Regions from separate parts of the Homo sapiens genome. Here region 1 is linked to region 2. Evidence: chromatin contacts called from ENCODE Hi-C or POLR2A ChIA-PET data. All regions are on one chromosome and are shown on one strand. The core of a region is the stretch at or near the end of the contact, and the rest is flanking DNA. Distances in the headings are between cores, read along the strand shown. Region 1 overlaps MBNL1 (muscleblind like splicing regulator 1). Region 2 overlaps MBNL1 (muscleblind like splicing regulator 1).

What was found. A loop is a pair of places that touch in the nucleus more often than their neighbours do. ChIA-PET counts read pairs that join two places held with the same protein, here RNA polymerase II (POLR2A). Pooled maps may share reads with other maps.
Region 1: a map of natural killer cell shows a loop between it and region 2 (2.2-fold over the local background). The contact joins two enhancer-like sites. A Hi-C loop is called at or near these places in 17 of 168 maps with a recorded cell type or tissue (B cell, CD4-positive, alpha-beta T cell, CD4-positive, alpha-beta memory T cell and 13 more), 6 of 37 single-sample maps with no recorded cell type and 17 of 50 pooled maps. POLR2A ChIA-PET finds 5 or more read pairs at or near these places in 28 of 52 experiments (A549, AG04450, BJ and 22 more).

What each region holds. Positions count from the first base shown.
Region 1 is chr3:152,276,840-152,284,103 of GRCh38, forward strand. The region is part of intron 1 of MBNL1 (muscleblind like splicing regulator 1); the gene reads left to right. Among named protein-coding and RNA genes, the nearest start is that of MBNL1-AS1, 11 kb to the left of the region's middle. Within about 2 kb of position 4,757, at least 3 of the 41 ENCODE cell types and tissues checked have a DNase peak (open chromatin) inside an H3K27ac peak, as active enhancers do; they include CD8-positive, alpha-beta T cell, GM12878 and natural killer cell, where a contact is called at or near this core.
Region 2 is chr3:152,318,186-152,324,670 of GRCh38, forward strand. The region is part of intron 2 of MBNL1 (muscleblind like splicing regulator 1); the gene reads left to right. Among named protein-coding and RNA genes, the nearest start is that of MBNL1-AS1, 52 kb to the left of the region's middle. RefSeq lists an enhancer at 5,530-5,579. Within about 2 kb of position 4,811, at least 6 of the 41 ENCODE cell types and tissues checked have a DNase peak (open chromatin) inside an H3K27ac peak, as active enhancers do; they include CD8-positive, alpha-beta T cell, GM12878 and natural killer cell, where a contact is called at or near this core.

The DNA.
Region 1 (7,264 bases), core at 3,507-6,006, 41 kb before region 2:
ATATAGAATGAAGTAGAGATTGTGGTTATACAGAACAGAGATGAGGGACTAGATGAGGGGAGTGGCCCTAGAATGAAAAGGAGGACATGTATGCTGAGAGAAATGTGATAAGGTTAGGCTGCATAGGATGTACCAGCTGACTGGATGTGGATATTAAAGGCAATGGGGGTATTAACAATTATTTTTAAAATACAGCAAGAATTTAAAAAACTTTTAATCAATCAAAAATTCCTTATTTAAGAATTATATAAAATATCAGTAAGTGAAAAACATTTAAAATTGTATTTTATCAGGGATTATAACTTAAGTAGAAGATACATGTTAATTTCTTAAAACATTTCATTTCTGTGCTAAGCTCTTTCAAAGCACTGGATGGTGATCTAAAGGTCACCAAATTCTTTGTCCCAAATTGGTAATTTTAAAGTAAACATAATTTCAACGTTAGGCCTATTTTGTTATTTGCTGAGAAATGTCTCAATGTCAACCAGGCAGTTCTCCTCTCTTATTAAAGTCCATGCTCAGAATGCCTGTGTAACCTATCCTTAGTGATAAACAAGGTGGCAGATAGATACATGATAAAACAAGTTTGCCATGTGCTCAATGTGGCTGACATTTATACTTCTCAGACCTTGCTATTTTAGGGAAGGTATCAGTATAACCAGGGCATTCTTTTTCCTGGAACTAAAAATCCTTAATAATCAGTCACTATTATAAACAGAATGATTTACATACAGGAATCAATAAACAGTTGCTTTTGGTTAATGGTTATCTGGAGTAGGAGGATAGTTATATTTCAAATAGAATAGAAAGCTTTATTGGAATACTTACATGTCTTTTTAGTTTGAGGACCTTACAAGCTTTTTACAAATAAATGGTTTAAAATAGTTTAAACAGAAAATGTCAGAACATTGATAGATTATGTTTTATTTAATATACAGAGAAAAATTCCCATGAAATAAAGACAGTTTTCAAGAAAAATATTCTATTTATAAATATTTACAACTTATTAGTTATTTAGATTGCCCGTGTCCATAAAAATAATACAGAAATTACACTATTTATGTCTTTAAATATAGCATGTTTCTATAAACTAGAGAATAATGTTGACAGTATTTTATTTTGCCTTTGTTAGTATTATGTGAAAGTCACACTTATTACATGCCTTTTTCTATTATTAGACTTTTTTTCCTATCTAGTTTTTGCCTTGTGCTATACAGTATGGTGAAAATCTATTTAGCTATGTCATTAAGATAATGCTTAGAAAATGCTAATTTTTAAGTAACTAAGATTAAGTAGTATTGGATATTCTTTGCCTTCTTTATTATTCTGTCATTGGGCTAATTTTAACTAGACAAATTTATTCCAAAGTATTTTGAGCCATTATTTGAACTTCATTGCTGTAACATTCAGGAAAAACTGCATTGTCTACCTAGTGGCATTCAGATAAGGCATTTGGTCTTAGGTACCTCTTCCAAAAGACTTTTAAGAGGTTTGATAAGCATAGCAAAAGTGAACGACGGAGGATACAAGAAAATCTTTGATCCAGGAGTAGTCTCTCTGAAGCATTGCATGACCTTTCCAAAAAATAATTTGAGAAGTGCCTAACAATAGAAAAATATATATTTTTTCCTTCAATAGGAAAGACTTTAGAAAAAATATACTCAAGTAGAATTCTGCATAATGCTTTCTGGGGGACCACATTTGCTGAAAATTGCCTACGGGAAATGACTTTCTCAGAGTGATATAGTTTTGAGGACTGAGATTTTAAAAGTAAATATTTTATTGGGAGCAATTAATTTAGGAAGAATAGTATTATGCCTATTCCTCTGTAGTTGATTAAAGTTTACTAAGTGCTGAGGTCTTTTCCCTTAAAACATTACTTTGCCATGTTAACAATCAGGTCATAGAGGAATGAATTCATCTTTTGTGTTTTGCTAAATAATCAGTTAACAAACATATTCTGAGCACGTTTAAAGTCAAAGGATTGTAGTAGGTCACAAGAGGGAGATCGAAAGTATAATTACATAGTGTCTTTCCTTCTTTGACATACAATTGGGTTGAGGAGAAAGACTTGAAAACTTAATGCAAGGCACTATACAAGTTAGTACCAAAGGAGGAAACTGAAAGAGGGAAGGAAATTCAAAGAAGGAAGTTTTTGTGGAACTGAATGGCAAGGGAATGCTGTGGGGAAGAGGGGGCATCTGTCATAGGCCCAAAGATTAAGCACTCTTTTCGGAATATGGAGTGACATAGTAAGAATAAGGTGGAAGTAGTGATGAAAGCTACCATATTTGAGCAGCGTCTTTTCTATGTGAGGCCTTGCTAGCTTATGTTGTTTTTGGAAAAAAACAGATAGACAACCTGGTAGTGATAGTAGACAATGAATGAATTGGGCCGGTGAGTCAGGAATCATCATCCTCTTAGAGGACACAGACTTAGAGAAATTATCTTATTTGCCTAAATCCACATAGCTGGTGATCAGCCGAACTGAACAGAAGCCAGGTCTTTTCATACTTCAAAACCAGCATTCCCCAACCCCATCCCTCCCCATCCCATGATTCTGTTGGGAATGAGTGTGGCATGTTTATGACATAGTAATTTTAAAACTTCACCCATACAACAACTGACATAAGTCAAGAAGATAGAAATTTTATTTAAAAGGCTGTCAAATGTATTTTCATCTTTTTTGCTTTGATGATGGGTTACAAATAGCGTATCGTTTGACAAATGCTTATACTCTGTTTCTTGGATTTGTAAAAAAAATAAAACAAACTAGGCCTCCCATCTTCAGTAGATATGGTATGGAGTTGCAGTATCATGATGTTGTAACAGTGCATTTCGCAGTAGGTAGACCCATTTGGGATTCCCTCAGAGGAAGCTTGTGAAGTTTGAAGATAATGTACTTTCTCACCAATAGTATGAGGCTATAAAATTTTCACCAAGAAATGATAGGGGCAAAAGTTTATAGATCATGGTTGTTTGATTATTTTATGCTTTTATGTTACATCATCTAATTTATACATCAGTCTCTGCTCTCTGTAACTTTACATGTGATGTAGCCTGTGACTTTAAAAGATAAGCTGTTAATTGTAGAGTTGTGCTGTTGGAGACCTGTCACTTTGCTAACAAATTCCTCTCTTCATAGAGCTATTTAGAACATATGGCAAATAAAATTATGTGATTATGTGTTTTTAGAGAAAAATTTATTTATATAAAATGAAAGTCTTTGCTTTTGGCTGCAAAAGAAAGCATCCTTAATAGCAAATATTGATTGCAGTGCCAGTGTGCCATGTATCATGCTATACCCTTTGGAGGAAAAAGAGGTAAGATGTGCCTGTTCTCAAAGTAATTTCCAGTATAGTGATAGAAATATTCACAAATAATGGACGGGCAAAACAAAGTGGGCACAAAGAAGCCAAGAATAAGCTGTTTGTGGGCAGAGTGTGGAATTTGCCTAAAACCATTCGGTAGACAGGTTAACTCTTTAGATACTTTGTATATATTGGAGAAGAGACAAAATCAACTCATAATTTATTAAAATGATGTGATTTGATATGTACACCATTTAGTTTTTCTGTTCAAGTATTTGGTAAATAAGTGTGATGCCAGCATAGTATCATCCTGGACTAGACAGAAGAAATTAATTTATTTCTGATGCTGGCAGTTTTGGAGAAAGGTGGGCACATACGGTTCATCTGAATCTTCCTCATGCTAAATTCTTGATTGGAAGCAGGTTAAAACACTCAGGTTAACGTTTATGTTAACAGAAAAGAAAAATCAGTCAGAGAGAGGTGCGTTGTATTTAACATTAATGACAGAGAATTTTAAATATGCACATGATTCTCTTTTTCCTCCAGCTTTTCTTTCTGCACAGGAAATAAAGCTGTATTTTGTAGGCCAGCTTCCAGACTTTGAAATGGTGAAAGTGCAACTGTGCATATTCTTCTATAAGACCCCATTCAGCTGTGACGTGTTGTTGTTTCCAAGATTTAATCTGCATTCTAGTTTAGAAAATTCAGGATTTTATTGCTTATTATTATTCATTTTTATTCATAAATATTTGTTTAAAGCCCATTACATATAAAGTTTTACTATAAGATTTTAATTGAAATTTTTAAGACAAATTAAGAATATGGTTTCTGATTTTCTGAAGTTTATGGCCTATAGAAAAAGGTCCATTCATAAGTGAAATAATAAAAGCAAAACAACAAAAGACTCGAGCTTTAGCCATTCTAGTAATTATTAAAATAGCTACTTTCTTCGTAGGAACTTATTATTTTACATGTGTGATCCCATAGCTCTTACACAATTCTGTGTGATTTAGGCATTGCTATCTTTCTGGCTCCCAAGTGAGAAGATTGAGGCTTGGAAAGATTAAGGTTAGGGGATTTGCTCAAGGGTCATATGATAAGGTACTACTGTGAGAGCTGAGATCTCAACCCAGGAGTTTTGCTGTTTTTCTGCTTGTTTATTTCCATCAGTATGGTATGAATTAGGCACACAAATACTCATTGCATGTAGATTTGGGACCTACTCCAAGTTAATTCTGGAAAGACTCAGTGAAGAAGATAAGATGTGGAAGAGGTTTTTTTTAAGCATTATGGTCATGAAAGAGCAGACTATGGAATGGACTTTGAAGTTTCACTAGCTTTGAAAGGAGGGGTATATCAAATGGCCTAATCTGCCTGTGTGGTTTGCTCAGTATTAGTTCTACTCATACCTAATACCCTCTGCCCCAGCACTCGCCAAGATCAGCAAAATCTACTTTTAGACTCAAAATCATTACCACCTGTGAAGTTTCTGATGTCGCTTCTGAGTGACATAGCACTCTGTCAATTGCTCTGTTGGATGGCTTTGCTGAATGGCACCTTTTAAGAAGTGCCTTGAGCCCCAAAAGAGTTTCAAATGCTCTTGTAATCTATTCAGCTGCATTATTGAAGATATTAGGGTAATTCAATTCATTTTTTCATCACTAAAACATAGAAATCTGTTGCCAACATTAAAATAGACAAACATATCATTGAAAATTTAATAGCTCTACATTCACTTGGAGATTTCCGATAAACTTTTCTCACTTTCCCCCAAATCCTTAATAATTAGAGCATGTCCATGTGTGTATGTGTGCATGTTTTTGTGTCATATCCCTATGTGTCTATATATATATTCCATAAATGATTGTGAAGTGGTACACAAGTTGTAGCTAAAAATGAAATAGAATAAATGTATGAAGCTAAGGGATCCATTCTCCAACTAATGCGTTAGTTGACAAATTTGCTCTGAAATATTGATACCATTTTGTGATTCCCTGTATTGAATACAAGTATGGGCTTGTGAAAATATAGTATCCACAGACCCTAATTAGAAACAAAATAAAGGTATTCTAATATACCTATGCAAATTTAAAGTTTTAACTTATTCATATAACAGTTTTCAGCTTGTCAGTGACCTGATATCAATGGATTTGAAAATGATTTTACCTTTAAGTACCAAGAATTCTTAGGGACATGTGTGTGTGTGTGTATTCAGATTAAAGATTCCATGCTAATATACTAATTTTTTGGCAAGAAAATTAAGCACCTGTATTTCAGTTTAATAGTACTGTGGTAAATGAAATATATTAAACATGCAGATTCTGTTACATTCACCTAATATTAATTTGAATTTTTAATATTCTAGGCACTGTGCTAGATATTGAATACATAATGGTAAACATAAACAGATAGTAAACAGTTATAAAATTTAGACATCTCTCAATTTTCAAATTGGCCATTGCAGAAATAGTGACATTTTATTAGGTTTTGTTGCCACAAGATTTTCAATAATTAAAAAAAAATTATTTATAGATGCCAGTAAATATTTATTTTACAGCATCTAGATGCCAGTAAATATTTATTTTACAGCATCTACCAATGTTAGATTTACTATGCACGAAGGAAGGATTTTATTTTCATGTAAAGAAAAATGCCATTTTATGCTTAGAATCAATGCTTTACAATTAAACAAGAGAAATAGCATCACAAAATAATACGGGAAGAGAAAACTCATTTTGAGTAGCAGCAAAATATTGTGAGTTTAAAAGGTCAGGCCAGTACAGGAGGCTCCAGTTTTGCCACTCACTATGCAGAATGCTGTGACAGCCAGGGCTGATACAGCTGAAAATATCTGCAGCTTTGGAAGCCTTGTAAGTTTCAGAAGGTCATTTTGGCATCATGATAGGAGCACAGATTCACATGGAAGGTCAAACTGGACAGCCAGGCAGGAAGATAGGTTGCTGAACCCAGTGCTTGTAGATTTTAGAGCAATCACCAACTGCAGTAACTGAGTTTTTTAATTCAATGCAGCCATCTTTCATTGTAATGTTTATTGGGGAATGAGCTTTACTTGGTGGGGAAATTATAAATTACCTTCTCTCTTCTGAAACCTAAGTGTTGCATCTACAACTTTCCCTGGTATCAAGACAAATGTTACTTTAATTTTATTTACGTGTGATATATACCCCATCAAGCTTACAAAAGTAAAGTGCACATCAGATAGGACTGTTGTTGTTGTTGGTGGTGGTGTTTTTAATCAATTAGAAGGCAAAGAAATGAAACAAGTACTTATGATGAAATTGAGCACTAAATTTATCTCTCAGCTTCCTGGCAACTGAAGCAGAAGCTTTAGGAAGTGAAAAAGTCCTGAGTTTATTTAATAAGATTTCTTCAGATCCCATACACTGTCTTATTCTTAGCCCTTTGGGTGTTTAGTTAAATATACTGACTCTGCCCTTGGGTGAAGTCTTGAATGGGTGAATTCCAATTACTAAAAAAGTGAAGGCTGAATTCTTTAGCCTGCCTTTAAGGCCCTTACTGATTTGGCTTCAGCCCAAAGTTCCAGGGTCATCTTCTGCCAGCCCCATTACATACAGGTGTTCCATACAGACCAGTTCTTCCAGTGTTGATATGCAGTGCTTTCCCACATCCCTGCCATTACTGTCTGGATTTCTACAGTTTGGATTTCTACTCCTTTTTGTCTCTAACCAAATGAAACTTGTCCTTCCAGACCAACCTTCCATTTCTTATCCCTTTTGAAACTAACCTTGACCTCTCTCTTTAACTTACCAAGCTTTCTTGTTACCTCTACTGTGTACTTCTCGCTTCCTTTTTTATATATAGTTATTTGTGTGTTAGTTTTATACCTTTAATTAAACATCAAATTCTTAAAGGCTGGATCCAAGTATTCTCGCTATATCTAGGCTACATATAAAAGGTGGTCAATACACAGT
Region 2 (6,485 bases), core at 3,561-6,060:
ACTAGCTGAAAAATATTTTTCTTAGTGACTGTTCTAGAGAAAAACAGGTCACCGTTGGAAGAAAAAAGCAGTCTCACGTTACAAGCATTTTGAAAGTGGTTTGATCATTAAAATGTATTTATCTTACGACAAAACTTAAAACGGATACTGCTTACTATATTTGCAATGTCTTGAAACTCAACAAGAAATTATGTAGCATCATTACAAGTTTTAATTCATGGTAGAATTTTGGAGATTATATTTATTGAGCTATGTTTTTTATTTCATTAGTACAAATAAAACTGCATTTTATTTGTTCTAATGATAAAATGTTTTAAGTTTATAAAATTACTGCAAATGTATTCCACTGTGTGGTTCTAAACTGCATTTGAATTAAAATAGGACTTGATTGATGGAGAATCATTTGTTTGTGGGTTTACAGATTCTCTTCTAGGTAGTTTGAAAAGATTCATTGTCCAGCAGCAACTGTTCACCCAGAGACATAGTGCTTAGCATGAGCTTGATGGATTCAAACCACTGGGTTTATCATTACTACATAGATCTTTGAAAAGACAGGCTGCAAATCTTGTTTCTAAGCTGTGACTAGCTATTATTATGTCAATTTGAAGAACAGAAGTAAAATCAATCCAGATTCAAAAAAAGACACTCTACAGGCATTCACAGACTGCAACCAGTTCAAATTGTAATATCCTGCCTATTTAAAGTCCCCTGATTATTATGATTATTCAATATCATGTTAATATTTAAAACTTGGAATACAACCTACTAACCTTATTTTTATTTGTACTACTGGAAGTTCCTCTAGCATTTTTGAAGTAGCTTGGAAAAAAATTGAGATTCAGTTGTGGTTCTACTTACATTTTTACTAGAGTAAGTTGGAGAGACAAATCAGTGAGTAGTCAAGTCTTCATATAATCAAAGCTTTTAAAATATGATAACAAAAACTTCAGGTGTTAGATTTAGCTTCACGGAAAACCTTTTTTTGGGGGGCCTAAGTTTAAAATGTGTTTTTTCTTTGCATTTTAAAAGATTGCTTGTGCAGTGTTCAATGGTTTTGTTTAGCATTTAGAGATGATTTTTTCCTTTGTCACTTTCCACATTGAACTCTGCTGATTTAGTGTGTTAGAATTGCCATCAGAAGAGTCCTTAGAAATGATGTCATGCAGTTCATTAGTTTTACAGATAGGGAACCAAGGAGTGGTGAGGTTAGGGTTTAATCATATCCATAAAGATCTTGAGGTCATTAGGACCCTTTAAATGTGACTAGTTAAATCACAGCAAAAACTAGAATATATTGTCTTCATTTCAGGAAAATGGCATCATTGACACACCTGACAGATGAAAACTGCTATTAAGGTCGAGTCCAAGTGACAAAACTTTCTTGACTGTTCTGAGGCCTTGGTTACGGTGGCATTAAAGTTCTATACTGTTTTTTTTTTTTTTTTTTTTTTTTTGGCTGGACAACAGACTCTCCAAAAAAATGCATGTGTATACATTATGCTTATTATAAAATTTACTAATAAAATGACATGGAAGACAATTAAAATTATAATAAAATATACAATGCTCAACATTTAAATTCTATATGGCCAATTGATTCTTACAGAATGCCTTTTTGATTTTTGTCCAACTCTTGCATCTGTAGTCAACCTGTGGTCGCAATTGACAGAAGAGTTTAATTCTTTCTTTGTGCTCTTACTCCTGGGTCCCTCATTGTACAGTGATCATCAAATGCAACATCCTTCATGAAAATGAATAGCTTCACTTTTTGGCATTTCCTTCCTTTTTATGTGTCATAGAATACACTACATTATTCTTGATTTTACAGTTAATTTGTAAATTGTTTCTAACCCCCACTAGTTTATAAACTCCTTAAGAATGAGAAGCTTGCATTAATCACTTCTATATATATAGTGTTTTGAATATCCTTGGCATTCATTAAATGTTTAGTGAATTGAATGCGATGTTTCTTCCAGACTATGACCAATAATTGTGAGAAGATTTTATGTGTTTTTAAATTCAACTTTAGAGAATTTCTTTTTGTGTAATAGGACATTTGTTGGACAGCAACATGTAATTACTCATAAAATGTTTCTCTGCGGAGTCCAGCATCCTTCATTTGTGATAGGACTCATCCAGTTAAATTGCTCAGGCACTATAATGGACTATTTATGTTCTGTTGATGTAAATTTCTAGAACAGGCCTTTCCCTGGACTCATGCCATGTTTTGTATGTTATCTTGTGCAGGCAGCACATGGGGACCTAGTCAGGCTTCCTGATATGATAGCTGTATATACAGCCCATGTCTCAGAGGGGAATGATAAATTGGCCTGTGCAGTGACACAATACACAGTTATTTTGGTGACAGTATTAACTCTCTTTTCATAAGGGTGCTTTGTTGGAAAACTATTCAGCTTAACACAGAATATTTAGCTTTCAAAGGTTGCATAGGGAGAAATGATACTGCCAGGATAGAAACATTATCAGTTTTTTCTTTCTTTTTTTTTTTTTTTAATCTTTTTTGACTCTACCGAGAATATTGAAAAGAGTTTTGATTAGTATTGGTGTTTATTACGAGAGGAACATTCTGGGAACCAGACTATTAGTATAATTATTATTGTTTTTATTATCAAACTAATAGCACTAACAAGGACATACGGTATTTGTCAAGGGATTCCTATATCTCTGTTACACCTAAATTTCTCTATACTCTAATTTTAGAAAAAAAGTTTTGTCTTCCAACTGTGAATACTTTATAGTGTTGCAACTTCTGCTTCTAATCTTTAATCTGAAGTAGAAAAGAGAATCCAAGCTTCCAAGAAGTATGTCTCTAGACTCTGCCACTTATTAACTTGCTCCTTATTTTTTCTCTCCAACAATTATTTTAAGATCTGTATGATATAAGCTATTTTTAGAAGAACTGAAAAGTTCTAGAGAGTAAAAAAATGTTCCAGATTGTGTGTTGGTGCCAGTAGTACTGACAATTAAATATTTGATTGAGGAGAAACCTACATTTATCCACTTTGAAGAGGATCATCAGGGGAGTTAAAAATTTAGTACTTCAGGCTCATTAAGAGTTAGAATAGAGTAATTATGTAGCTGGTAACAAATGCTACAATCACCACTTGAGCATTGTGATATGTTACTCATTGAGACTTACTGGCCTTCTTCAGGGAACTTCAGATTTTATAAAAGTCATTTGCTTAGAGAGTAAAGTTCTGCTAATCCATTATTTTAGTTCTGTCATCTTTTTCTGCAAATAGGGTGAGTTTTCCGAGAGGGTAAGTCCCTGGTAATAATCTTAAAAATGATACAACTTTACAGAATATCTCCCCTTGCCATGAAGCAATACTTAATGTCTTGAACAGTGAGCCTCTTGTTCATGCAGCATTTAAAAGAGATGAGTGTAGAGGTCTTCCTTCTACATTCATTTTATTCGTTAGTAATTGAGAAGCAGGTCTAATTTTCTAATCTTGCAAGTTGGGAAATTATTAAAATGCTCAAGAGACAGTAGATCAAGCCTGGTGTCCCTTTCTCCATCAAATTTTAAAGGATTTTTTTTTCCTCAGTAATTCTGCCTTTGTGTATTTCCAATCTTGCTTCCTATTTGCATTGCACACAGTGGCATGTCAATTTCAAAAGAAAATGTATTCAGATCTACTTTCAAACTAACTGAAAGAGATAGTGGTATTTATTTTATCCTGAGGTTTTGTTGTTGTTGTTATGGTTGTTCTTTGTTTTTTAAATCTGGACATATCAGTAATCTCCTAAGAGAATCTATTCCAAACACAGAGACTGTTTATTCTTGTTTTAGATACTGTTTTAAAAGCCAGGTTATGTTATTATAGTATAGATATTTTAAAAAATAATGAAAACAGAGTTTTTTTAACCATATTTTTGTACTGCATAAAAATGCAGTGACAAGAGAAAAACATTAGAACTCTGTCATACTCCTAATATAGACCATTGCTGTTAGGTTTCTAACTCCATGTTCCCTGTCTGGAAGCTTTATAAGGCCGTGCCTTAGTCTTCTTAAGCCTAACACATTGTAGCCTTCCAATAAATATTACTTTATTTGTATTAAATTTAAAATGGAATAGAATGTGGTACATCACCAGCGTTCATAGCTCCTGACCCATGCCATAACTTTCCTTGCCCCATCCCCAAGATTAAAAAAACACAAACTATTAGACTAATTATAGTCATTACAGTTGTAAATTAGGTCATGCATTTCATTAAAAATTGACGCAGCTCCCTTTTTGAAAGGCTATGTCACGGAAATGCAAACTAGCCTTGTATATAGAACACTAAAATCATTTAACTTGAATTATTCTAATTACGATACCACAAAGATTAAAAAATACATCTATATTATCTCAGTCTGATAACTGGGCTGGGAAAAAATGTCAGTTTTGATATGTAACAAGATTGGTATGAGTTATTTTACGTGACAGTTTTATTGATTGATTTTTTTCATTTATAATCACTAATTTTGTGAGGTTTTCTCCCCTGCAGCAGTGGACTGAAAAAGTTAACATTTTTCTGGCATTTTTTAAGCGCTAAGAGTAGAAATCAATAGTTAAATTGACCTAATAAAAGATCTGTGCATCCTACTACTGTGACAAGAAGAGCAACAGAAAGCAACATGTATAGACTCTTAACAAGGCTCAAGGCACATTTTGGATTTGTTTTGCATATGAATTTAATAAGCATGAGACAGTGCTAGTGAATTACATTTGTTTTATTGAGTCTATTTAAGCCAGGATACTGTTAAGTAATAGACTGACGGTTTGTGGGAGCCAGATTCAGTAACAGGTCAGCAACAGACTTGCCACATGCCAAAAATGGGGTTATACTGGTTTCAGTTTGCTAACTGCCTAAGTAAACTTGTGTAGAATTTGCATTTTTTGCTTTGCAATTACTGGTTACTTCTCTTTAACATTACATTTGCATTCTATGTAAAAAATAGATTTTATATTTAATTCAAAATTTATCCAAATGTACTTACTCATTGGACATTATTTTTAAATGATAAAGGAACTTAAAAAAGTGATAGGATCAATATAGTAATAATTCTAACTCCCTTTTATACCCATATAAAATTCATTTAACTAGACTTATTCATTCAACAATATTGTTAAATAACCTAAAGGAATTTTTTTAAAGAAATAGTGTAAACATACAAATATGAATAATTTGAACTCCCTTTTATATAAATATATCTGTAGTCACTAACTGTAAATAATTTAAAAAATATATATGTACACACACGTGCGTGCACACACACACACACGTCATGCCTTAACAATGGGGATATATTCTGTGTGTCATTAGGGTATTTCATTGTTGTGTGTACATCATAGAGTATACTTACACAAACCTAAATGGTATAGCCTACTACACATCTAGGCTGTATAGTACGGCCTATTGCTCCTAGGCTGCAAACGTATACAGCCTGTTATCCTATTGAATACTGTAGGCAGTTGTAACATAATGTTATGTATTTGTGTATCAAAACATACTCAAACGTAGAAAAGATATTGTGTTGTGCTATGAGGTTATGATGTCTACAAATGTCACTGGGTGGTAGGAATTTTTCAGCTCCATTGTAATCTTATGGGACCACCATCATATATGTGGGTCCTTTGTTGACTGAAGCGTTGTTATACAGCTATTGACTATAGTTAGTGAAAAAATCTAGTTCTATGATTGGTTTTGTTCCCTCCTTTCTTATGATCACTATTCATTCAACACCTTTTATATGACATGCAGTTTGAAAGCACAGGGTATGCAAAAATTATCCCCGTTTTCGGTTGCAGTATCTGTTGCTGACCCAGATAACTTCATTTCCTTCAGCTGTGCTTTCATTTTCAACTTCTCTAGTTGGAAATAAATCCTCTTGTGTTGCCCCTTGAGGGAGAAATCGTTTAGCAGGAAATCACTTACTAATCACAGTTCATTAATCACATATAAAGAATACTTTATAAATGTCAACTGTCATTCATAGAAAATGTATGTTACCTTGAGGAATGTCTATGAATTACTTATTCATTTTCATTGCCTTTCACACATTATATTCCTTAGGAGTTTATTAATTTCAAATATAAATTGACTATGACTTATACAGAGTCTTGCAAACAAGAGAGATAGCAGTTTTGCACCTTTTCTTTGATTTACTTGTTATCTTCCTGGTCATGTAGTTAGTCTGTTAAAGTCACTCTGCCTGTATAGCTTGTTGAAGGTTACAGGCAGTGGAGTGCTGGAACTGGTTTATGTCGAGACCTCTTCCCAATTCCATGTTCAATGATGTCTTTGTTGATAGCTTAAAATTGGCTATGGTGAGAGCGTTTACACTTTGGAAATTGGCAGATGGCAACCATAGTTCTCTCCTAGACAACCACTTATTAAACCTTTAGCAGCACTCACTGTTTATAGTGTTCTTTTTCGTTTTTTAAAAATACTTTTATTATGAGGAATAGCCATGT